Regions from separate parts of the Mus musculus genome. Here region 1 is linked to region 2. The links are chromatin loops, found by intact Hi-C in ENCODE. Cell type or tissue: gastrocnemius. All regions are shown on one strand. Each heading gives the region's core, and the rest is flanking DNA. Links, peaks and the distances in the headings are about the cores only. Region 1 overlaps Ice2 (interactor of little elongation complex ELL subunit 2). Region 2 overlaps Anxa2 (annexin A2).

The links. Peaks named below come from ENCODE experiments on the same cell type or tissue, not always from the same donor. Only the 100,000 strongest peaks of a DNase experiment are listed, where the experiment ranks them.
Region 1: it touches region 2 in a loop (6-fold over the local background); 23 of 42 quality-filtered maps call a loop at or near these places.

Annotation. Positions count from the first base shown.
Region 1 is chr9:69,415,429-69,423,428 of GRCm38, forward strand. Ice2 (interactor of little elongation complex ELL subunit 2) reads left to right here. Exons shown (of 16, transcript NM_145618.3): 10 at 1-933; 11 at 1,506-1,681; 12 at 6,233-6,362. Among named protein-coding and RNA genes, the nearest start is that of Ice2, 21 kb to the left of the region's middle. In gastrocnemius, for the core only: a CTCF peak has its summit at 4,283 (motif pointing right); no DNase peak of the experiment used is centred there.
Region 2 is chr9:69,471,356-69,487,647 of GRCm38, forward strand. It overlaps Anxa2 (annexin A2), which reads left to right. Exons shown (of 13, transcript NM_007585.3): 4 at 4,698-4,792; 5 at 8,323-8,436; 6 at 11,619-11,709; 7 at 12,425-12,504; 8 at 13,843-13,902; 9 at 15,115-15,208; 10 at 16,198-16,292. Among named protein-coding and RNA genes, the nearest start is that of Mir3109, 23 kb to the left of the region's middle. In gastrocnemius, for the core only: no CTCF peak of the experiment used is centred there; DNase peaks (open chromatin) are centred at 8,884 and 9,192; H3K4me3 peaks cover 896 bases; H3K27ac peaks cover 2,822 bases.

The DNA of each region.
Region 1 (8,000 bases), core at 1-8,000, 61 kb before region 2:
TTGGAGTAACTACTACTAGTCCACCTAGGTCACCAAGTTCAGAAAGTGACTCCTCTGCACCCCTCATGACAGATGTCCACGCAGTCCCCAAAATAGCAGCTGTGCCTCTGGCACCAGCTACGCCTGTGGCACCCACTATGCCTGTGGCACCAGCTACACCTGTCACACCCACTATGCCCATGGCACCAGCTACACCTGAGGCATCAGCTACACCTAACATTACTGATGATTCTAGAAGTTTATGTCAGATTCTGATGAAACAATTACAGAAGGAGAAACAGCTATTCTCTGGTGTGGAAGGTGGTCCTGAAGGGTGCAAAAATAAAGATGATCAAGGACTTGAACCATGTGGTGAAGAGGTCCCCAGTGCCAATGCAAAATCTCTAACACAAGATAATGAAGTCCACAGAACTGAGGGAATTTCTAAGGAAAGTGATGTAGGTGTGCTGTGTACCAATGATGAAAGACAGGGTGGTCAGGGGAATGCAAACAATCCCAACAACACAGCTACTGCATCAGAAGCAGCTGAAAGTGAGAAAGGGATTCCTTGTGGCAGTGATACAGATGAGGACTGCTTAATCATTGATACAGAGAGTAGAAGTTGTGATGGGAAGACAGCTGATTTAGGTTCTAGGCCAAATTCTTCAGCACAGGCTTCTGCAGGGAATCAGGCCACTACCACTGTTTCTGAGGAATCTTGTGTTTTAAAGAAACCTATCAAAAGAGTCTACAAAAAATTTGATCCAGTTGGAGAAATTCTAAAAATGCAGGATGAGCTTTTAAAACCAGTTTCCAGGAAAGTACCTGAGTTGCCCTTGACTAATTCAGAAGAATCTAAACAGCCGCCTGCTTCTGAGCAACCCTCTGCTGCTTTGGATGCCGCTCCCTGGCCAAAATCCAGTTGGCCCTCTGCATTTCAGAAGCCTAAAGGACGTAAGTGAATATCAAGAACTTACCAGTTTGTCTCTTCCTTTTCTTTAACTTTTCTTTCTTCTTTCATACTATTATAACCCATTTTATAATTTTTACCTAGTCACTAACATTTTACTTCAGTCTGTTGATCACTTTGTATGAAATATGTCCTCTTTGTATATCTATCCAACTTATTTGTATGCTATAATCTGTTTACTTGGTATATACCTGGGCTACTAAGCTTATGGAGGGGATCACAGTCATTGGCCTACCCAGACATTCTGTCTGCTCTGTAGTGGATTACAGGAGTGTGACAATGCTCCTCATTCCTCCTGGCTTGGGACTAGCGGGACCTTTAAAGTTCTTCCTTCTCAATGCTTATCACCCTGATGCATGTTTTGCCCAGTGCTCATGGAGGTATTTGTGAAAAGAACCTTAAAGCTCTGGATGACAGCTTTCTGATGCAATGTCTGTAAGTAAATATGGCCCAAGGTGGAGAATTGACAGTCACAATAATTGAGTTACTATATCCCAGATTACAATGCATAAAGGGGTTGCATACTTTTAAATGGTAATGAGGAATGTTTTTCAAGGATTGCCATATGAACTTCAAGACTATGTGGAAGATACATCAGAATATATAGCTCCTCAAGAAGGAAACTTTGTCTACAAGTTGTTCAGCCTACAAGACCTGTTGTTACTTGTGCGGTGCAGCATCCAGAGGGTAGAAACGAGACCACGCTCCAAAAAACGGAAGAAGATCAGAAGAGTAAGTTATCTGAGAGTTGTGATGTGGCAATGTGAGTGATAATACCAAATGCTAAATATGGTGTTCTAACAAAATTTGATTTTAAATTACTGATCACTCCTATAATATTTCTGGGTAAACTTCTTTTAGTAAGATGTTGAAATCAGTTTTAATAAGATACACACTCCATCATCGTAAATGCTGGTAATTGCCTTGACTAGTGCATAGAAACTCTAGGGAAAACGTCATTTAGATTGATTTGACCAGACTAGCACTCCTATCTGTGTATGACTTTGCATTTTCTTGTCACCTATGAGCCCTTTCTTTACCCTGAGACATTTCTCGACATCTTTTAGAAACTTTAAGAGTCCTGGAGTTTAAGGCTGCTGGGGCACCAGTTTCTGCGGTCTTTCCCCTGTGGCTCCTCTTGGAGTGTGATATAAAGTCTCCTCAGAAAATGAAGCAAATGATTGTTACAGCTTTCCCAGTATCCCTTCTGCAACTGAGCTTCTCTTAAATCACTTGACACTCTCCATGTGACTTCTGGAGTCTGGGAAATAAAGAGAAGCATGTTATAATTGGTTGCTAAGAAGTACTGAAGTGTCTTTTATTGTTTCTTAAAAGCATTCTTTTTTTGAAATTGTCATTTATTAAGAGAAGGTATGTGTTTGTACATGCATACACATACATGTATGCACATACATGTGTGAATGGAGTTGTGGAGGTCAGAGACAACTTCTGGAAATTGGTTCTCTTCTTCTGCCATGTATCGTAGGATAGAGCTCTGGTCATGAGCTTGGTGGGAAGCAGCTGACACACTGACATATTGAGCCATTTCACCAGGCCAAGACAATGTCTTAAATTGTATTCTTTTTGTAAACTTTTTCATTATTTTCTTTTATGTACTTTGGTGTTTTTCCTGCATGCCCCTGTGTACCACATCTGAGTACCTGTTGTCTGAAGATTCCAGAAGAGGGACTTAGGTCCCTTGAAACTAGAGTTACAGACATTTATGAGCTATGAGTTCTGGAAATCAAACCTGGATTCTAGAGCAGCCAGTGCTCTTAACTGCTGAACAATCTATCCCCTTTGTGTGTGTGTGTGTGTGTGTGTGTGTGTGTGTGTGTGTGTGTGTGTGTGTTTTAATTTTTATACTTATTTGTGCTCTCATTTTTTTATAGGCATCCTCATTTCACATTCTACCTTGTGAATCTGTACCACTTTGTCTTCTTATTTATATGTTCAAAATACTGTTGATGCCAGTACCTCCTAAATAAAAATAGCACAGGGAAACTTTGGACACCAGTTTAATTCTTGACCAGTATAACTTGGTAGGATCATTGTAATTCTCTCAAAAAGTAAAATTTATAAATATCAAGCTATAACCATCTAGGAAAAATTATTTATCCTAGATGTCAAAATAATTGAGCCCCAAAGAATATCTAAATAGAAGTCATATTTCTGACTATCAAACTCGGAGTAAAACTTGAAAGCTTTGCTGGGAATGCTTGCCCCTTGTATTGTTGTTCTTTATGTGGTGGGTTAGCACACATGGTATAATTTCCGTACTGTAACGTATACCCCTTGGACTTACGCCCCACTTTTCTCTTTTTCTGAAATGTTAGCAACACAGAAACTCAATGAGATGAGAAAACTTGAGGGGCTGGAAGGCTAAGAATCTTTGTAAGGAATCCATACTAGTTTGAAAAACTTTAAGATGTTGCCATTTAAGAGTGTCTCCTTGCAGTATTTCCTTCATGAGAACCAGCTTGTTTAGACAAGGTTTTCAGGTTTGCACAATTCCTGATGTTCAAGACTATCATCTCTGATTTTTTTTTCCTTACCTCTGTAGTTTTATATTGTTGATATCTTCCTCAACAAAACTCTGCACTTGGGGGGCTGAGGCAGGAGTATTGTCAGTAATTGAGGCCAGCTACTCTACATGCTAAGTTCCAGGCCAGCCTGGGCTACAGAGTAATAAGTCCCTGTCTCAAAAACAAAGACAAAAACAAAAACAAAAAAAAATCCAAAAAACTAACAACAACAAAAAAGCCAGCAACACCTGTGCTTGTAAAAGCTCTTGTTTGAAGAGAACTTAAAGAGCAACCAGTTTGAGAGAGCAGAAGTGGGGAGGCTGATGTGGACTAAGGCAAAACTGAAGCTTACACATTCTGTGTAGAACTGTGAATTCCAGGCCACCTAACCGCTAAGTAGCTAGTAGCTCTTGACTGCCAGTTAACCACATATCCTGGGTGCTGCATTTTAAAATGGTTAACAATTTCAGATCCAGTTATTGAAATTTTAGGTTGGCATCCTAGGTCCTGAGGGAAAAAGGACTGCTTAAAGCTGCAATATGTTAGGAAGAATAGAAGTTACTCAGTGGTCCTGAAAAGACGGAATGTGAACTCTGTTTAGGAACAGACCTAGGATTTAAGAGGTTTATGTAAAAACTGGCAAACAGATGCAAGAAAAGCTTTCACCTAGGCAGCATAGACTACAGCTGCCCTTCTGGGGAAATGGGAAACTTTTACATCACAAATCTTGATGCAAATTGTGATTTGCACTTCAATTGTAGATACTAAGGAGAAAGAAAACATTCAGGCCCTTCCCCTGACTTCCTGGAGATGGCAGTAGAATGCATATAGAAGTAAAGTCAGATTTAAGACTTGGTTTAATATCAAAGTGAAGTACACTGCCCTCAAATATACATCTATCTATCTATCTATCTATCTATCTATCTATCTATCTATCTATCTATCTACACATATACATATATATGTGTGTGTGTGTGTGTGTGTGTGTGTATCTTGGAGATTACTTTCCATGGGTAAATAATAATATAATCCAATTAAGATCCAGAAAGATAATCATCTTTGCTTTGCATCATCTGTTCTGTTCTATTTCTGCTGTAATCAACCATCTCACTGAACACATTTCTTAGCTCTCTGACATGAGGCTTGAGATTTTTGTTTAAGTTTTGATTTATTGTATGTATGTAAGTGGCATATGATCACTCGTGTGCCATGGAACATGTGTGTAGATGAGAGGACAATGCTAGAGTCTGTTCTCACTATATATATTTTGTGTGGATTCAGATTGTTAGGTTTTTCAGCAAACAGTTTATCTGCTGGGCCATCAGTGGCCCAAATTTCTCAGCATTCTGGAGATGGAATAGAAAATGGAAATTTTGTCTCTAGGTTCTATTTGCTTTAAAGTTGGGAGGCCTAATCATGTTTACCATTCATTTGCTACAGAATTATTATATGATACAATGATTTTAATCCAATTACAAATTTTTTAATTGATAAGCCACTTTGTGATCTTTACTGCAGGTGCAAACTATGGTCCTTAGAACTACAACTTCTAAAAAATGGAAAGCCTTAGGCACCACCTACGTCTACATTTGAGCAGGGTCACCAGGTTATTACATGCATTACATTATAGGGATATACCATTCAACATCTTACAGACATCAGTAGTCATACAAACCACACCATTCTGTGTGCTGATGGCTGAAATGCTGTGTTTGAATTTTTCTTAGCATCACTGGTGTGCGAAAGACGCTAAACCACGTTAGGAAAGCCAGAAACTGAGAAACAATGATTAAATGTTTTTAGATCTGTGAAAGAAAGTACCTAAAGTGCTAACTAGCCAAGTCACTTGAGTAGGTACTGTAAACCTTGTTTCTTTTGTAGCAGTGAATGGAGAATCCTGTTGGGAGTAGAATTTTCAGGCTGGGGATATATCATAGCTCAGTAGTAGAGCACTTGTGTAGCATGCACATGACCTTGGGTTTAATGTCCAGCACCATTAGAAAGAATTAAGTTTCCATTGGCAGAAAAAACATCTGCTACAGTATTCTGCAAGAAGGTACTTGCTTGCACATTCTCCCTTAGACCAGTAATGGGCATAGTCATCTTGCTCCATCTTCTTGATATCCTGACCAGTAAGCTCTAAATGGATGATTTGTCACATGCTTAGTGCTTGGAATAAAGCATTTTGTGTTGTAAATTTAACAATAGCCACAGTTGTTCTTGACGGTTATTAATGCTCATTCTTAGAAAACCAGCTGCTCAGGAATTTGAGTGGCTAATGTCTAAAGAGGGGAGGGTCCTTTCTCTTTTCTTTTGAGAATTATTAGTATATGTTAGTTATTGCCTTCTAGCATTTAGCTTTGGGCCTGTGAACAATTGTATGTACCAGGTTCTGTTCCAAAGAATCTGCTGTGAATCACATTCGCTGGCAGGGAGCGTGCCTGTTTATGTTGGTGATGAGGGCGATGGTTAGTGATCCCTTGTCCATCCTCTGCTTCCTGAATCCACCCCTCGGAGGCAAATGTAGCCATATCTTCCTTCCCAAATCCTACACTATGCAAAATAAAGTTAAATTTCCTGCAAGCATTCAAAAGTTACTGGCTATATAGGCAAATGTATTTTCTTTGGAAAACAAACTTTGTTTTTGTTTGGGTTTTGATTTATTGTATGTATTTATGATTTGTGGGCACTTGTGTACCATGGAATGTATGTGGAGATCAGATTTAGAGCTTTGACAAAATGCAATTTTGCATTGCAGCAATTTCCAGTTTACGTGCTACCAAAAGTAGAGTATCAAGGTTGTTATGGAGTTGAAGCTCTGACTGAAAGCGAGCTCTGTCGCTTCTGGACTGAAAGTTTATTGCATTCCAACTGCTCGTTTTATGTTGGTGAGTCTCTAGGAGTCCTCTCCCCTTTGTAACTCTCTTTAAGTACTTACCTTTGAATTCAGCTTTGCATACTTCCATTTTGTACTTCTTTGTTTTCCATTCTCTGCTTACGCTGACTCTGTAGTTAAGCAGTGACAGAGAGTAGTAGTGACCTAGTAAATTGATTAACACATATTTTGTAATTTTCTTATAATGGCATTGTCTTAGGATTCTCATCTTGAAACAGCATTTGACTTTATTTTGGTTTTGAAGTTTTGAGCAGAAGGAAATTAGCAGGACTTTGAAAGATGTTGCCAGGGTTCTTGTATAGTTAACGTGCTTCACATGACAAGTTAATGCTCTCATTATTCATTCTGTTCCTTCACACTGGAATGTTACACGGTGAACATCTCTGTCATCTCTTGTCTTGGTCTCTATACCAGAACAAGGTGATACTGATTGATCTGTCTGCCCTGCTAGCTCCCATCTCCCCCAGTCTTCTCCTTCTTTTGATCTCTAAATGTGTTCTTTCACTTGCCCTTTGTTACCCCTACATCATTGTTCTTTCTTAGGCCATCACTTTTTCCTATTAGTAAGTAGTTTGAGGTTGGAGCCTGGTAGAGCTTTGTATTCCTAGTACAGAACATAGGCATGATGTCCTGTGTATAGTGAGTGCTATGTGTTTTTCTTGCCTGATCTAGAAACAGTGATTATTTATTTGAAAATTTCCCCCCCCCCATTCTGAGTAACGAGTATTTTGGGGGAGTTCTTATTGTTGTTGTTGGTTATATATATAGCTAGCATCTGGATGGCCTCAAATCCCCAATCCTGCCTAAGCTTCCCAAGTGCTGAAGTGAGTGCTGTACTGCCATACCTGGCTAATGTTTTAGCGCTGGTCCTAGAGTACCTGATTGAGTGGTCCAGAATGGGATCTGGGTCTTCATGTTCCTAACCCGATCTCAGATAATAATGCTGCTAATCTAGGGCACTCTGAAAACCACCATGGCTCATAGTCTTCAGGTGCATTAAACACATTTGCTTTTTGTTTGCTTGCTTGCTTCACTATATATAAATATGCTCAACTCCTTCTCTAGATTAGTGTCTCTTGCGCCTTAAAAACTTTGAGTTGCTCCTTTAAGAAAATCTGTAGTCTCATCACAACTTCTCTATCTGCTGTCCAGTGTTATGATGTTTATCAAGTCTATAGAGGTGACATTCAGTCAGTCCTCACTTTACGCAGTTCTTATAAGCATGACCTTCAGTTATGACAGTATATAAGACTAGAAGTTGCATATAAACCTTACTGCCAGCTCTGCAGTCCACTAATTATGAAGTAGATTACAGACACACATGATCAGTGACTACCTACATCCCTTCTTTCAGTCTGTGAAAGAGGTCGCTGTGTACTTCTTACCAGTTTGTATACAGAAATCAAATATGTGGTGTGGCTCCTCCTTGTTTCCCAGTGATCAATTGTTTGAGATTTTATGAAAATAGATAATGAAAACAGGGAATTGGCCAGCAATGATTAAGTGGGGGGAACACAAAAGGTAGTAGTGCCAGAAGTGAAATTGTAATCAAACTTGCATGGTGGAACTGTAGAAAAAAATAGCTGGCTCAGAATGTTAACACTACCACTGCTCAGACTCTTTAATCGCT
Region 2 (16,292 bases), core at 5,018-13,017:
GTTTTTCCTTTCCTGTTCTCTGAGGCAACTAGGGTACCAGGGCATAAAAAGGTGCCCACATTGTACACATGTTACTCCATTTTTGTTTTTTTGTTTTTTTGTTTTTATTTCTTTGTGTTTTCCTACTGGTTCTAGGTGGAATTTTAGAAACACACTAGATTATTCTCTGAGAATTAGAAGGGCTTTTTTTTTTTTTTTAATTATTTTTAAGTCAGGGTCTCTTGTATTGCAGAACTTGCCATGTAGCCACAGATGACTTTAAGTTTCTAATCCTCTGGTTCCCACCTCCCAAGTGCTAGGATTACAAGGATGTGCCATGACACCCAGTTTATGTGGCACCAGGTTCCAAACTCAGGACTTACATGCTAGACAACCATTCTACCTACTGAGTTATACCCCCAAGCCTGGGTTTTTAGATGACAAATGCATCCCATACCGATAACAAAGGAGACTAGGCCTTAGGTCCTATCTAAGAAACCTAGCCGAGGTGACATCAGAACAGATGGGAATAGAAGTTTGATCTTTGGGCTAAAGTGCTTTCTTGGGTATTCCGTTGAGCTAGGCCATCCTTGAACTGGGTCTGTGTCCCTCAACTATAGCACACCTGTCAGAGGCCTGATGCTCCTCAGCCCCTCCCCTGGGTATCCAATTCTTGTCTCAGCTTTCAGGAGTTTCTGTTGTTCACCTGGAAACTGCACTGTTAACCTCATGAAAGCTATTAGCAAACACGGCCTGGGCTTCTCTCTGCCCTGTCTTTTCATAGGCCAATAGTTGAATCCAGGCAGTGGCTGGGTCTGGGGCTGAGAGGCCAAGGGAGGGACTTGCCTCCCATCATTCAGTCAGTCTTTTTTGTGTCCTAGCAACATAAGTCTTACGATGGTTCCTGTTTTATATCTGGGAAAGCCAGGTGCAGAGAGAGAAGCATTGAACCCCAAGGTCGTATATGCTTGAGTCTCAGGTACCCTTCAGAATATCGCCTCCTCTGCTTACACAGAGACCTCCTGTATTCGGCACTGTCTCATCCCGGGGCCAAAATGCCAAACAAAAGCGAGTTAAGGGAGAGAGGGTTTACTCTGGCTCATAGTCGGATAGCCCAGCCATAGTGCACCAGGCATGGAGCAGAGCGAGGAATACTGGTGCTCCCCTCACAGTGCTCCATTTTCCGTAGTCCAGGACCTCCGCCAATGGGATGGTGCTGTCCATATTTACAGTGGGCTTTCCCACCTCAGTCAACCCTACCTAGGTAACCCTTCACTAGTCATGCATAGAAGTTTGTCTCCTAGGTGATTTCAGATCCTGTCAAGTCAGTAATAACAACTATCACAGTATCCCTGACTCCCTGGCCCGGTCCTCTCTGGCATACTTTAGGCCCTTTTGTGAAGACAGAGGATTTCTTCTAAGCCAAAGATATCAAAGATAGCCAGCAATCTGAGCTGTAGTCCTATCCTCCCGCCCCCAACTAGATAAGGCAATTTTCCTTTTCTTTCCAACCAGACAGCTCCCACCCCGAGGCCTCTTGAGCCCTCATCAGACAGACAGAATCTACTCTATGTGCAGTCAGCATGTCTCTGGTGTTGTGAATCAGCATCCTGTTCCAGAGGGTTCTTGGTTCCCTGCCAGAGACAGTGGAGACACGCATTCTCCATGGAATGCCGAAGTCCAGAGCAGACCAAGGATTTCAGCCCGCAGAGAGGAAGAGAGCAGGGGCGGGCTTTGTGGGTTTGGATTCAATGCTTGAAACCTTTTAATGCTTGAAAAATATGGTGGGCAGCTGAGAAGACTCAGCCCCTCAAAGTCACTGCTGGAACTCAGCTGTCAGTTATGCAAAGACCTCCCTCAGGTAGACTCTGCTTAGAACAATGATGGACCTTTTTTTTTTTTAACCATGTCTTCAATTGGAATATTGAAAATATGCAGGTGATTAGACTAGCCAACCATCTTCATCCAAGGACAACATGCTTAACTGCGACCCTGCACCCGTGTGTCACTACATCTTGGGTCTTAGTTGGGCTTAGGCCACTTGACTTCTGTAAAATTTGAGTCTGTTGGATAAGTTTTTACAAAGATCACCTGAGTGGGGCCCAGCAGGTAAGAATGTTTGCTGCTCTCGCAGAGGACTCAAGTTTGGTTCCTAGTACCCAAGTTGAGCTATTCACAGCCGCCTGTAGATGCAGCTGTAGGGGATCTGTGGACGCTTTCGTCTGGCCCACAGTCTCTTTAGATCTCAGATCCTTCTACCTAGCCAGTCCTTCCTTAAATGGGGGGAAGTGAGAAGTTGGAAAGAACCCAGTGCACGGATGCAGAGCCTTACCTGCTAAGCTTCTGGAGCTAACCTTGAAGGCATGGCCGTCAGTATTGATTACAATGCCCACCTGGATGGCTGAGTGTTTGCCCCACCTCCTTCATCTGTAGTTAGACTGTGGTGGCCAATGGCCGCTTGGTCCCTGCAGCTTCAAGCTATGCTGGATAGTTTTCCACAGGAACAAACTGTTTCATCCACTGGGACATCAGGTCAAGGAAGCAATAGTGGTCTAAAGATAACATCACCGGGAGAGATGGCTCAGAGGTTAAGAGCACTGTCTCTTCTTCCAGGGGTCCCAAGTTCAATTCCCAGCAACTGCACGGTGGCTCACAGCCATTTGTAATGAGATCTGGTGTCTTCTACTGGATTGCAGTCATACATGCAGGCAGAATGATGTATACATAATAAATAAATCTTTTTTTTAAAGATAATATCACCAATGGGTATTCTGGTGCTTTAGCATAGGTTATGCCTTATGTGCCAGCTCAAGGCACATAAGCCCAGAGAATGCTGGGCTTCTTGAGACATGCCAGCAACTACCTGTGACACAGCACTGATGCAGATGAGGGTTTAGAGGGTTTAGGGTCCAGAGCTGCCCACTTGTAGAGGATCTCTGTTCAGTTTCTCTGCATTGACTGTCATCAGCATGATACTGCGAAACCTTTGACAAATCTGCTTCTAGATCCAGCCTTCTACACAGATCCATCCATATTCCTTTGTTGGTTTTGCTTGTTTGTTTTTCGAGACAGGGTTTCTTTGTATAGTCCATACAGCTTTAATCTCAGCAGGCAGGAGGCAGGAGGCAGGAGGCAGGAGGCAGGAGGCAGGAGGCAGGAGGCAGGAGGCAGGAGGCAGGAGGCAGGAGGCAGGAGGCAGGAGGCAGGAGGCAGGAGGCAGGAGGCAGGCAGATTTCTGTGAATTTGAGACCAGCTGGGTGAATCCCTGTCTCAAAACCAAAAACCACCAAAAAACTGAAAAAACAAACAAACAAAAGCACAACAACAACAAAAAATCCTCAAAAAAGAATAAAAATAATTCACCTTGCTTTATTTTAAATGACCACATACATAGCATAGTATTCCAGTGTGTGGACAAAATGAGATTATGTAATCAGTCCCTTATTGGACATACAAGGGTGATAATCCGTATCCTCAAACCCACCTCAGTGTCTAGCAATAGGGTATTCACACTGTATTCACACTGTATTCACACTGACTACTCTAAAATCTAAGTGGAGTGCTAGACATTTATTAGTACGTGACCCCACTTGGAAATGAGTACATGAATGTTTTAAAGCATCTTTCTTTTTATACCCGGAAATTATCACGTTGTAAATGCGCGTGAAGCATCAGGATGCTTCCACTGTCCAACTGTTCATTGTTCTGCCGCCCAAACATCATAGTTCTGAGCTCCAAGTGCTTTGGGATGCCTCTGACTTTCTGTAAGACAAGTTGGGTGCAGTCTGTAAGTGACCTTTTGTGCTTAGGGACTCTGGAATTGCCCACCAGTCATGGCAAAGGCTTTTCCTTTTATTGAGCAAAGTTCATAGTCAGACAGCGGAAAGCTCTCTTGCTGCCTGAATCCTCAAAACTGAGCTTTGCTGAGTTAAATGACATGTGAGGAATATTTCTGATATAAAAATTGGAAACTTTCAGATACCTCGAACCTTGCTTATCTTTGTAAATACACATGTTCCAATTAAAATAGGTACTGAAACATTTGGGTGGCACTTCAAAACTCCCAATTTAGATTTAATTTAGATTAAAGCACTTATTCTTTTTTAATACAGTTGTAAAATTGATTATTAAAGTCACCTATTGAAGATTGAAAGCACAGGATGTATACTTTCCTTGTGAGACAATCTCATCTTCAATAAGTGTGGTTCTATTAATCAATTAGCTATTAAAATATAACTGCCATATTAAGCCTGACTCATTTGTCATGACAGCTGGTATAATTATAAAAATTATACCTAGCCATTTATACAGCCATAATCTTGCAATAAATATAAATAATTGTCTCTATTAATTCATTTTGAAGGTTCTGTCTATTAATTCTCCAGTTAAGTGGCAATTTGGGGACCTTCATTTAAAATCTTTGTTGTTCGTTCCATCTGACTGCCAGAGTTCCACACGTGTACCTCCCACTGTTGATTTTGGAAACCAATTTATGAATAAAATAGCTTTTTAAGTGCAAATATTTAAAGGGTTGAGGCCCAAGGTCCAAGGCTTTCTGGGGAAGAAGGTAATGAGGGTGCCTGTGTTTGGTCAGGAAGAGGGATGAGCTAGTCGTGACATTCTAGTATTGGGTTGGGGAGAGAGTATGTGGATTTCACTGTGTGAACGTCTCCTAAAGCGTGTGGTGGGGTAACTGTTCATAACTTGATTCTCCACAGGAGTGGATGAGGTCACCATTGTCAACATCCTGACAAACCGCAGCAATGTGCAGAGGCAGGACATTGCCTTCGCCTATCAGAGAAGGACCAAAAAGGTACTGGAACCTTAGTGTGGAGGGCAGGCCTTGTTGAGTTAATGTTCTCAGATATTGCCTGTTCTGTTCTTAATTAATATGTGTGTGTGTGTGTCCCTTGTTTGTGTTGCCCTGCATACCGTAGGGTGGCAGGCCCTAAAGCTTCCAGATGATTCCCCTGTCTTCAATTTCTATCTTGTCACAGAAATGCTGGGGATACCACATCTGGCTTTTTTTTTTTTTTTTTTTTTTTTTTTTTTTTTTTTTTACATTTAGCACCATTACCTGCTAACCCATTCTCCACCCCTACCCCGTCCAACATTACTTTTTCTTTTTGTGAGTTGTGGATCTTCTTTAACCAAAAGGATCCTTCTAGAACTCTTGGATGTCCAAGGTTTCCCTCTTATATCCTTGAGAGGGTTGCTGCTTTCATAGGTACAGCCGTGGGAGGTAGAATGGAAAGGTGACATCCTGGAACACACGAGGGAGGCATTCTGGAATAGACGACAAGGAAGAGAAGCAATGGTCCCACGGGTTATGTGCTGACTCTGTCATTGCTGTGCTTAGGTAGCAACTCACTTCCTCTCATGGCTTCTCTGGCTTCTTCGTCAGATGTTGTGAATGTAATTTCAGAATGGTTTCCTCCACTGGGCGTGAGTCCTAACGTGTGCTTCTCATTTACACTGAGGGGCTGGGGAGACAGCTCTGTTGGTAAAGTGCTTGTCACACAAGCATGAGTATCTGAGTTCAATCTTCAGCATCCACGTTAAAAGAGCTAAATACCCCAGTGCTAGGGACGCTAGATAGGATTCCTGGGGCTCCCCAGACAGTCAATTTAGCTGATTCAGAGAGCTCTAAATCTCACACACACACACACACACACACACACACACACACACACACAGCTTCTTTATCAGATTCATCGTGGCTGAAGTGCTGTGGTCCAGCCTGCTATCTTCAATAGGCTTCGCTCCTAGTGTTTATGGAGTTTTCTGTGTGTGTTTTCCCTTTGCTCGTCCACTCGTGGCTAAAGCAGGCCCCGTCTTGTCCACCTTAGTTTCCCACAGCACTAGGACATTTTACCTTTAAGGATATGCTACTTAATCTCTAACGCTTTGCTATTAAAAGCTTTTGACTTATATTCGGACAGTGCCATCAGGGTGACCTCATGCGGCTCCCGCCTGACTTGAGGCTTTCACTCCCCGCTACAGTAGCATTGACCTGAAAGAATGCCAGGAGAAACTGTGTGTCCCTGGAGTTGGCGTGACCACCAGGTCCTGGGAGTTCCAGGTCAAGCCTGGCTGAAGCTCTGTCCTCCGTGCTCCAAAGCAGTTGGGAAAGGACGTAAATGGGAAAGCAGCTAGCTCCCTTCATCCCACATGCATTACAATTCTCCTTTCACGGGATGACGTGTGTTAATCTTCTGCAGTGAGGCTCAGAAGGGAGTGTTTTATGTCTCTGGCTGTCCCAAAGGATCTGAGAGCTGCAAGAGCCAAGTTCCCGTTGGAACAGGAGATCCACTATTCTGGACTGAAGGAAATAACTGCTCATTCAGTGTGGCCTTGGAACTGTGTGTGCACACTGAGCTTGGCTTCATGTTAGGTAGCTGGAGAACGCAGATCCTGCAGAGCCTGTTGGAGTAAACACATTATTAGAATCATGAGAAGGGTCAGCAAACACACAGGCATTAGCGCGTGCTAAGGACAGCCCACTGCCCTGATGATACTTAATGGTCCAGGGTGATTATCTGTCACAGGAAGATGCCGCAACTGCCTGAGGTAATTTTCTAAAAGGACGTCCTAGTATTGTTTTAGGTGCACTGTTTGTCAAGACTGGTCTGCAGCAGTGGTTCACAGTCTGTGGGTCATGATCTCTTTCAGGGGTTGAGCAACCCTTTCACAGGACTCGCCTAAGACCACCGGAAAACAGATGTTTACCTGATGACTCAGAGTAGCAGCAAACACACAGTTATGAAGTAGCAACAAAAATACTTTTGTGGCTGGGATCACCGTGGCCTTTCTGACCAGGACAAAGAACCCTATTAAAGGGTTGCAGCACTAGGAAGGTTGCGAACCACTGGTCTAGAGGGACAGAGGGACCCTGCCCAGGTGGTGAGCTGCTGCAGATACTGTCACAGCTAGTAAAAGAGGGACACAGGGAGGAAGTTTGCATTTTATGCTTTGTCCCTTCAAACTAGTGCTAGACACAAGGTTTCTCTATGCAGAGAACAGTTGTTGTTCTATTGATCCCTTCTGGGATTTTTATTTGTGCTGAGTCCTATACTGGGCATTCTGAGCAATTCAAGTCAAAGTGGAAAAATCCAGTAGGTGCCCCAGATGTCCCCTGAGGTGAGAGCAGAGATGGGGGTGGGGGCGGGAGGGGGAGTGTCAAGGACAGACCAAGTTGGGAGTCACTTAACCTCAGGGTTCCAATTTGGAAAGCTGGTGTTATAATTGGTATGTGTTGTTTTAGAAAGACCTTCCTACCTCCCATGCATGGTTAGGGCATCAGCAGCCAGAAGGAGGAGGTGAATGGGCTGGGCCTAATGCTTGTTCGCATCCATGCCAGGTCTGACTTTCTTGACACTTGCTGTATGTTACCTTTAGAGGCTTGTGGAGCCTCAGAAATTGTTGGCCAGCCAGCCTACAGGGCCAAGTTCCAGGCCAACAAGAGACCTTATCTCAATCAGAAAGTGGAGGGCACCTGAGGAATGACAACTAAGCTTGTTCTGTGACCTTAACCCGCATATGCTCCTACACACACACACACACACACACACATGCAACACGCACACCCCACATAAAAATAAATGCAGTTCAGTTCAGTGCAGCTGTGGCCTAGTCCATTCCCATGGCTGGTGAGTATCCAGTCGCCGAGGAAATATCTTTAAGAGCCACCCTGAATTAAGGATATCTGTCTACATATCTGAGTGCTGCCTCAGACCTCCGACTTTATTAAAATTGTGTGTTCATGATGATAGTGGCGTGATGATGACACTGTCCAACAGGAAGTTGAAAGGGACTCTGAGGGGCTGGAGTTCACATCATATTCATCACCGCCCCAACCTGGAGGAGATGGGAGATGGCTCAGGGCGAGGTGCGGTGTTTTACATAGGGAAAGCTCAGCACCCTCCCCCCCACCCCCGGCCTCGCTAGCACAGCTAGCTCCAGGCTACAAGGTCCCACCCTAGAGCAGCATCACAAACGCCTTCCCTGGGACCTCTATAGACCTGCAGGACTCCACTGGTCTTTCTACCTCACTTCTTTTCAGCTTGACTTGGAAATCTCCCTGAGACTCCACTCTTAGCTCTCCTCTCAGGAGCTATCAGCTACAGCTACCTAGTGATCAGCCTGGGTGTTAGTGGATTCCCTTACCATGTGGTTTCTGCCCTCCTGGTCTGATGTAGGGGACGAGGAAGTTCTCCCCAAACGGCAGAGTGGTCAAAGACTCACACACAGCCTGCTTTTCAGAGAGAGCCATCTTATTTCTGTCTCGCTGGTTCCAGAGTGGACGTTGGTTCCAAGCAGCTCTGAGACATCTCCCTTTTACAGGAGCTCCCGTCAGCGCTGAAGTCAGCCTTATCTGGCCACCTGGAGACGGTGATTTTGGGCCTATTGAAGACACCTGCCCAGTATGATGCTTCGGAACTAAAAGCTTCCATGAAGGTAAACACGTGTGGGGTGTCATCCGTCAACCTGCCCATTAGCGTCTGTGAATTACAGCCTTTTGAGTGTAACTAGGTGATTGTCAGTTGTGTTGGAGTCTTATTTGAAGTCATTTCCCCCCAATGCTATAAGTTGTCAGGATTTGAACCAAAAATATTTCAATCTCTCTCTTTTTTAACGACGGCAAAGAAATTTCCTGATGCTTAGCAGCTTAGTGATGGTTAGCAGCTGCTGAGACTCGGCACCTGGGCGATTGGAATGCCTCTTGGGAAAACTGCTTCCTTGATTACACTTCCTTTTTAAGGAGGATATGTGTGGTATTAAGGAGAAAGAAAAACAGCTTTTGTTCAGTAAAGCTTGCAGATTCTGCCCATGCCCTCCTGGATGCTGCTTCCTCTGGCTTCCCCCTGCCCCCCCCCAATCCGTTGCTGGGCCAAAATTTGGATTTGGTCCAAAAATCAGCAATGCAGTGCAGGTGAGGGTCGATATCAGGGTGGGACTGGCACCTGAATCCAATGGGAAGTTTCTGCAGGACATAATATTGTTATCTAAGTTTTGATTTTGCAAAGCTATTTTGAACATGGGAATTGAGGTTAAATTAGTAAATTCTAGTTTAGAAACGTCCTTGGATTTTGTGCTCACCTAAGCTACCCAATATTACTCAAATGTAAGAGATAGACAAATGTCTGCCACAGCAAAGCTCAGGGCCCCTTCTCTGTGTACTTGTGACATGTTGGATAATCTGAGGCTGCCCTCTGCTGGTACTTTTTGGTAAGGCATCTTCAATGAGGGGAAGCTGTATGTCACCCTGTTGGGTTGTCATCCTTTCTGGAGAACACACTAGGAATGAGGCCCCTTCACACATAGAGTACCACCAGAACCCTGGAACTGATAGCCCAGAGCCACTGTAGGATTTGTCAAATCTCTCTCTGTCTCTTTTTTAGTTCATCAGCATAGCTCAAGTGGCATCCTAGGCAGGCTGTACTGCAGAGGAGGTACCAGTCAGTGCCGTGACACACCAGGCACAGGGTGCAGGCTAATAATCCTAGCACTCCAGAAGTGGAGGCAGGGGGATCAAAAGCTCAAGGAAGTTTAAGGCCAGGGTGGGATATCTGAGACCTTGTCTAGAGAGAGAGAGAGAGAGAGAGAGAGAGAGAGAGAAGAAGAAGAAGAAGGAGAAGGAGAAGGAGAAGGAGAAGGAGAAGGAGAAGGAGAAGGAGAAGGAGAAGGAGAAGAAGAAGAAGAAGAAGAAGAAGAAGAAGAAGAAGAAAGAAGAAAAGGAGAGTGTACTTTCATGCCAACAACAGCTTTGATGATAGTAGCATTCCTGAGATTGCCAAGCCTTTGGGCCATTGGGGTCATGTGTAAGCCAATTTTTTCCCAGGTTTCTTTAACTATCAACACTTGGATCAGTTCATCTTATTTTTGTCAAGAATCCACTTAGTTGAGATTTATGTGATTTCACTGGTATCTATGGTCGGGTATTATTGACTTAAAGCAGACCTGTGTGAGCTGTCAGTCACTCCACTAATCCAAGTAACTGGGTCCAATGAAAGGCGCTTTAACTGCACCATCTTTGACCAGACGCCAGCTCTTCCATTAGCTATCATGGTTGAGTGACTCTTCCGAAGATCTTCAAGTGACGTTAGCAAAAATGATGCTTTCAAAAAAAATCTGTTTTCACATCGGGCAATACCAGTGGCAGTGTTTTGCCGTATGTCACAGGAGAGGTTGGCCCTGTGATAAGAATTATTCTTAAGCTGTGGAAAGCTTGGGCCAAGTTTTAGAAATTGCCAAGGTCACCTTTGAAAGTGGAGATAAAGCCCTATTAGACTTCTCCGATGTGTGGGCGATGGAAGGCGAGATACTGTGCTCGGCTCACTTTCCCTCGGTGTCAGGACCCAGCATTTCTTCTGACACATGAGTTAGACTTTATTTCTGTCATCTTTGAAAAGCCTGCCTCTCCCTGGAAATACTCAGAGATGCTCCGTGACCATCTCAGCACACCCCTTGAGAGGTTCAGAGTGCTATGTAGACCTTTGGCTAACAAGGGAAGGATTTGGGGTTTCACTGGAACCTGTGAAAAAAACTATGATTAAAATCCTGGGGAGAAGAGTCAAAGATTAGATTAAGACTAAGATTCAAAATTAACTATTAACCCGGGGCTTAGCTTAGATTATACAAGGCACATTTTAAAGGGGCATCTACTCTCTAATAAGTTTAATTAATAGCTGACACACTTTTCATGTGGGTAAGTACCTTTCTTATTGTATTAACACCTTATAATTGATTTACATTTATACAGTTGTAATTCTACTTAGTTCAAAGTGGTACCTCTATATTCGCAAAGACATGTACTAGAAGACCCTTGTTATTAAGTCTTGACTTTGATCAGGAAGCCAGCTTTGAAATACACGTTTCATTGAGTCCTTTCAAGCTCCCTAGCACGCTCAAAAGTGTATATATTAAATTCAAATATCCCACTCATTAAACTCTCATTTCCTAATAAAGTGCTAGCCTCTAGGCTTATTTGGCACTTTTGTTATTCCTTCTTCCTAAATACCCGAAAAGTGCAGAGTAATCAAGCAAAAATGGAAGTAACAGGATGCATTTTTTTTAAACACTAAGCCATTTTTGCGTTTCAAAGAAGAGAGGCGAATTTTCATCCTAACTAGCACCTTTCCGCTAAGGAGATGTTCTAATCTGTGGCAGCTGCTGACAGCGGCCCCACACCACTTCTTGGTCAATGAAGACAACTATTTCCTGTTTATTAAAATGGTGGGTGGTTGAGATAGGAACTAAGAAAGACAGATATCGAGTCGGAACCCCGTGGCCTCCTCTGGTGCTCAGGGATAGATACTACAAGGCTGTCTCTTCTCATTCGTTTTTCAAAAACATAGTAGAATATAGATGTTCTGCTTACAACATCTTGGAATCTGGTGATGTGAAAAAGAAAAGAAAAGAAGAGAAAAGAGAAGAAAAGAGAAGAAAAGAAAAGAAAAGAAAAGAAAAGAAGAAAAGAAAAGAAGCAGCTTTATGTAGTGTTTGAGGAGCAGAGCACAGGCTGCTCAGGAGGGGCGACCCTGACGGAGCCATCTGTTTGCTCTTTACTTGACGGAGGCCAGCCTCGAGGGAGGCTGAGGTGAGGGAGGCTGCTGATGTCTGGGTGTCTTGCTTCCCAGGGCCTGGGGACTGACGAGGACTCCCTCATTGAGATCATCTGCTCACGAACCAACCAGGAGCTGCAAGAGATCAACAGAGTGTACAAGGAAAGTGAGTAGCCTGCTTCTGAGACCCACCCTCTTAGCCCAGAGCGTTTGTGCATCCCCGTGCGCACTCTTGCATGCGTGCTCCCGTGCATGCTTGCGTTCATGAGTATGAAGAGAAGGGTCAACCTCAGGTGGTGTTCTCGGGAGCCATCCACCTGCATTTTGACAATGTTCTCGCTAAGCCTGGAGCATACCAATTAGTCGAGGCTGGCTGGCTAGTGAGTCCTGGGATGCCCTTGCTTCTGCCTCCACAGCACTGGGGTTTCAAGCACACACTTAGCACATTAGGCACAGTCGTGGAGGTCAGAGGACAACCCTCAAGGCTGCGGATTCTATCCTTCTACTGTGAGGGGGTCCGGTGCCTGGAACTCAGGTCATCAGATGCGGCTGTAAGCACTTTTATCTACTGAGCCATCTTAGCAGCTTGAGAAACAATATTTTAGTCAGAGACAAGTTCGCTGATTAAAGAGAACCCGGGGACCCCTGGGTTTGACTTAGGCTTGTTTGTCCCTTAGACTGACAGTCACCCTAGATTTGATCTCCTGTGAGTAGACCCCCTTCTAGAAACTCCATCCTCAGTTGGGGACTCAGGCTATTTCTACACTAAACAACAATGCCTGCGTTTTGAAACTTGGTGGGTGACAGACCCGTTGTAGTGGGTGCTTGGGTGCTTGGGTGTGCCTGCGGGGGGCATCAAGCCAGATGTGTTGTCTCCTCAGTGTACAAGACTGATCTGGAGAAGGACATCATCTCTGACACATCTGGAGACTTCCGAAAGCTGATGGTCGCCCTTGCAAAGGTTGGTCTCCCTCCCTCCCTCCCTCCCCTTGCCTCCTTCCACAGCAGGCTCAGCTCCTTCTATACTGGGGAGGGAATTAACTAAATCCTTGTGCCTGCTCAGAAATTCCGCTGCACTCCCGTCTCTGCAGAACTGTCATATTTGTTAATAGGATTTCTTATCCTGCAGAACCCTGTGGACAACTGGACGCGGGGCCAGGGGAGGGGTGGGCAGCTCCCAAGCTCTGGCCTGGATTTCTGTGCTAACCTGCACCGAGTGACTAAAGGAAGGTCACTTTGCCTCTATTTGTGGCCACAGCGGACGCATTAAAGTGACCTCACTCCTTTCACCTTTCGCTTGTGTGCGCGCACATGCAAACCTTGCCTCACTAGTCCTTTGGCATATGTGTGGGTCTTTGAGGCACTTTGCTAACATTACCACATTAATGTGGATGTAAGGAATGTCTCCCGTGAATCTCTAGTTCCGGCCGGCATGCACCTAAACACCAGTCTCTCAAGGGAAGGGAATTCTCTCAGGGAGCCCTGTGGCAAGTGACTGAGGAGTGTGTTGCAGCCTGGCCCACTTGCATCTCCATGACAGTGACAACTCTGTGACTCTCCTGTCTTCATTTGCTCCCCATCCAGGCACTGCAGACTCTGGGTCTTTTTTAGAATCTACTTGTATCTTGCTTCTTTGACCAAAACCCATAGCTTCTATACCCTTTCAGAAAGCTCCACCACCTTCACCCTGGGCCTGGGAACCCCCATCTTCATCACTGTGTTTCTTTCCTTCTTCTCTGTGATGACCTTGGGTGTTGTACCACTCACCTGTAGACCTGTTCCCCTTCTGCCTGTGAATGCAGAGTGCCCCTGGCCACCACCAAACTGCCAGTCCCTGAGGGTTCAGCTCAGGCCCCGTCCTAGCACTTCTGGGCTCAGCCTACTGTTTACTACAATAGCTCTTCCCTTCATTTGCATACTGCATCATCACGGCACTCTCAGTTGCCATGAGTCTCACCATTATACACAGCTTGACGGATGAGACTTAAATGGGCTCAGCTTCTCTGGGACATGGGTCAGGGAATTCAGTAAGATGCTCACTCAGGCTAGCGTACCCAGGGTTGGCTAACAATGGTGAGACAGAGCTTACCCACTTCCTTCCCTGACCATCTCTTTCTTCGTTGGCCTTGTCTAGATTAACATGTGAAATGCTGTATTCATTTGGGAATGAGGTTATGGCTCACCCGGGGTGGAGAGGAAACTGATGGTCCTTGTTTTTTTGTTTTTTGTTTTCCCTGCCTCCAGTTTTAGAATGCACCAAGAGCTAGGTCTGATGGTCCTTCTTGTTTTTCCCCTACAGGGCAGACGAGCAGAGGATGGCTCAGTTATTGACTACGAGCTGATTGACCAGGATGCCCGGGTATGTGCCAAGCTTCATGGCGTGTGTATTTGGAGGGGTTGTATCTCACACAACTATTTCTTTATGTACAATGAATAACCTCAAACTAACATTTGTTATCTCTCAGATCCTCTGGGTCAGGGATGGAGACTGGGTTGATCAGATAATTCTGGCTCAAGGTCTCTCATATGGTTGTAGACAAGACAAGTTGGTTAGGACTGTAATTACTGAGAGCATGGCCAGGTCAAAGGGTTCTTTCCCACGTGGCTCATGTGTGACTTACTGTTGGCAAGAGATGTTAGCACTCCTCCACGTAGGCCTCCACGGGCTGCTTGAATGTCCCTGATGACATTGCCGCTGCCCTCCCTAGAGCGAGTGATCCAAGAGGGATCCAGAAGCCCTCATGCTCTTATGACTCCGTCTCAGGTGTCACACATTCTTGTCATATTCTGATCATTAGAAGTGTGTCCATGAATCCAGCCCACAGCCGTGGGAGGGGTAAAACTAAGTGATGTCCCTTCTAAGGGAGGAATGGGCCTTTTAAAGCCTCAGCCCATCTGAGAATATGAGGTTTGTTTCCAGGAACCGTAGTTGTAATGCCAGGGTCAGTTACCAGCTCTGTACCCACTTCCCGTTGGCTCATTCAGGCTCTGATTCCACAGACGTGCTAGGTCCTGACACTAAGCTGGTAGGGAAGCCGGAGCAGATGAGGTAGGCACACCAGGCTAGGAAGGCTCCCTGCTCCACTCAGTGGGGACAGGGGCCCGTGGCTTCCTCATAAAGCTAATTTAGACAGCTGCAAACTAGGTATGCCTCACCCAGAGGGGTCAGCTGTTTGGTTATCTTTTAGCAAGCAAGTCATAATAGCTGCAGACAAAATCATGCACCTCCACTTTAATATAGTCTGGGGAGTACTCAAGTATAAGAGAAAGGTTTTTAACACGTGCTACAAGTAGGCTTTGTGGTCTAGGGAGATAGCTCAGCGTGGCCCCAGAAGCCAGAACTTGAGCACACCTGTTCTAAGTGGCGCATTGTGGGTTACGCCTGCAGTATGAGCTCGTGTGCTCACTTGTCTCTTGGAATGGGCTTTTTAAGTAACATTTGCTAGGGGTGGGTGTGGTTAACTTCTGGTTGGCTGCATCTCTGCTAGGGGTGTGTGGTTAACTTCTCCTGGTTGGCTGCATCTCTGCTAGGGGTGTGTGGTTAACTTCTGGTTGGCTGCATCTCCCACAGGAGCTCTATGATGCCGGGGTGAAGAGGAAAGGAACCGACGTCCCCAAGTGGATCAGCATCATGACTGAGCGCAGTGTGTGCCACCTCCAGAAAGGTGGGTGCCGTGCCAGCGAGGCCTCGGGGCCTGGAGGCTCTCAGGTGGCGAAGGCTGCACCGAGGAGCAGATAGATCTCCAGAACAACACCTGTTCTCCACGCAGATCTTTCAGTTTCCTTTATCAAATCACTTGGCCTCCTATCTCACTGTGAACCCTCTGTCCCCAAATATGTTCAATATTTGATATGTTAGTTGTTTCACTGTGTGTGTGTATGTGTGTGTGTTCACATGGATGTATTTGTATTTGATTGTGCATATGGGAGCCAGAGGTAAACCTTAGGTGTCACACCTTTGGAACCGTTCACCCTGGGGTGGTTTTTGTTTGTCTGGTTTGTCTTTTAGACTCATTGCCCTTGAATTAAAAAAGTAGGCTAGGCAACCTGGACAGAAGAGAGCTGCTATCCACCCGCCTCAGCCTTCACAGCGCTGGGATTGCAAGCACACCAAGCACACCATCGTGTTTCGCTTTTTTGTTTTGTTTTGATTTTGATTTTCAAATCATGGGTTTTGGGTTTGGGGGCTAAACACAGGGCCTTCTGGTTGGTTGTAAGACAAGCATGTTGCCAACCGAGCCGTCTCCCTGGGCTTCCCCTGTTCCCCTTCTTACTAGAGGATCCTTTGTTCTTGCCACGATTGTTGAAGTACAGGACATAACCACCCGGCTCTTACTGTTTCACATGACATCCACATAGATGGATTCCAGTGAGAGAGCATAGAGATGGTCACATTCTGTGGCCTAGGCAGAGCCATTAGGGACAGGAGCTAGACCTGGGTCCTCTGGCAAGACAGGTACAAATCAGCTCTGGTCCACCAAGGTGACCTCCAGCCCCTAGATGACCGCCTACCCCTAGGATGCATCAGGAATCACCTTTAGTTGTTGGTTGTTTTATTTTTGTTGCTGCTGTTGTTTAATCAAAGTGTCTAATTACATAGATCATGCATGCAGCTTTGACTAGCACTTCTGATATCATTTGTTGCTTTTCTTAGTGTTCGAAAGGTACAAGAGCTACAGCCCTTATGACATGCTGGAGAGCATCAAGAAAGAGGTCAAAGGGGACCTGGAGAACGCCTTCCTGAACCTG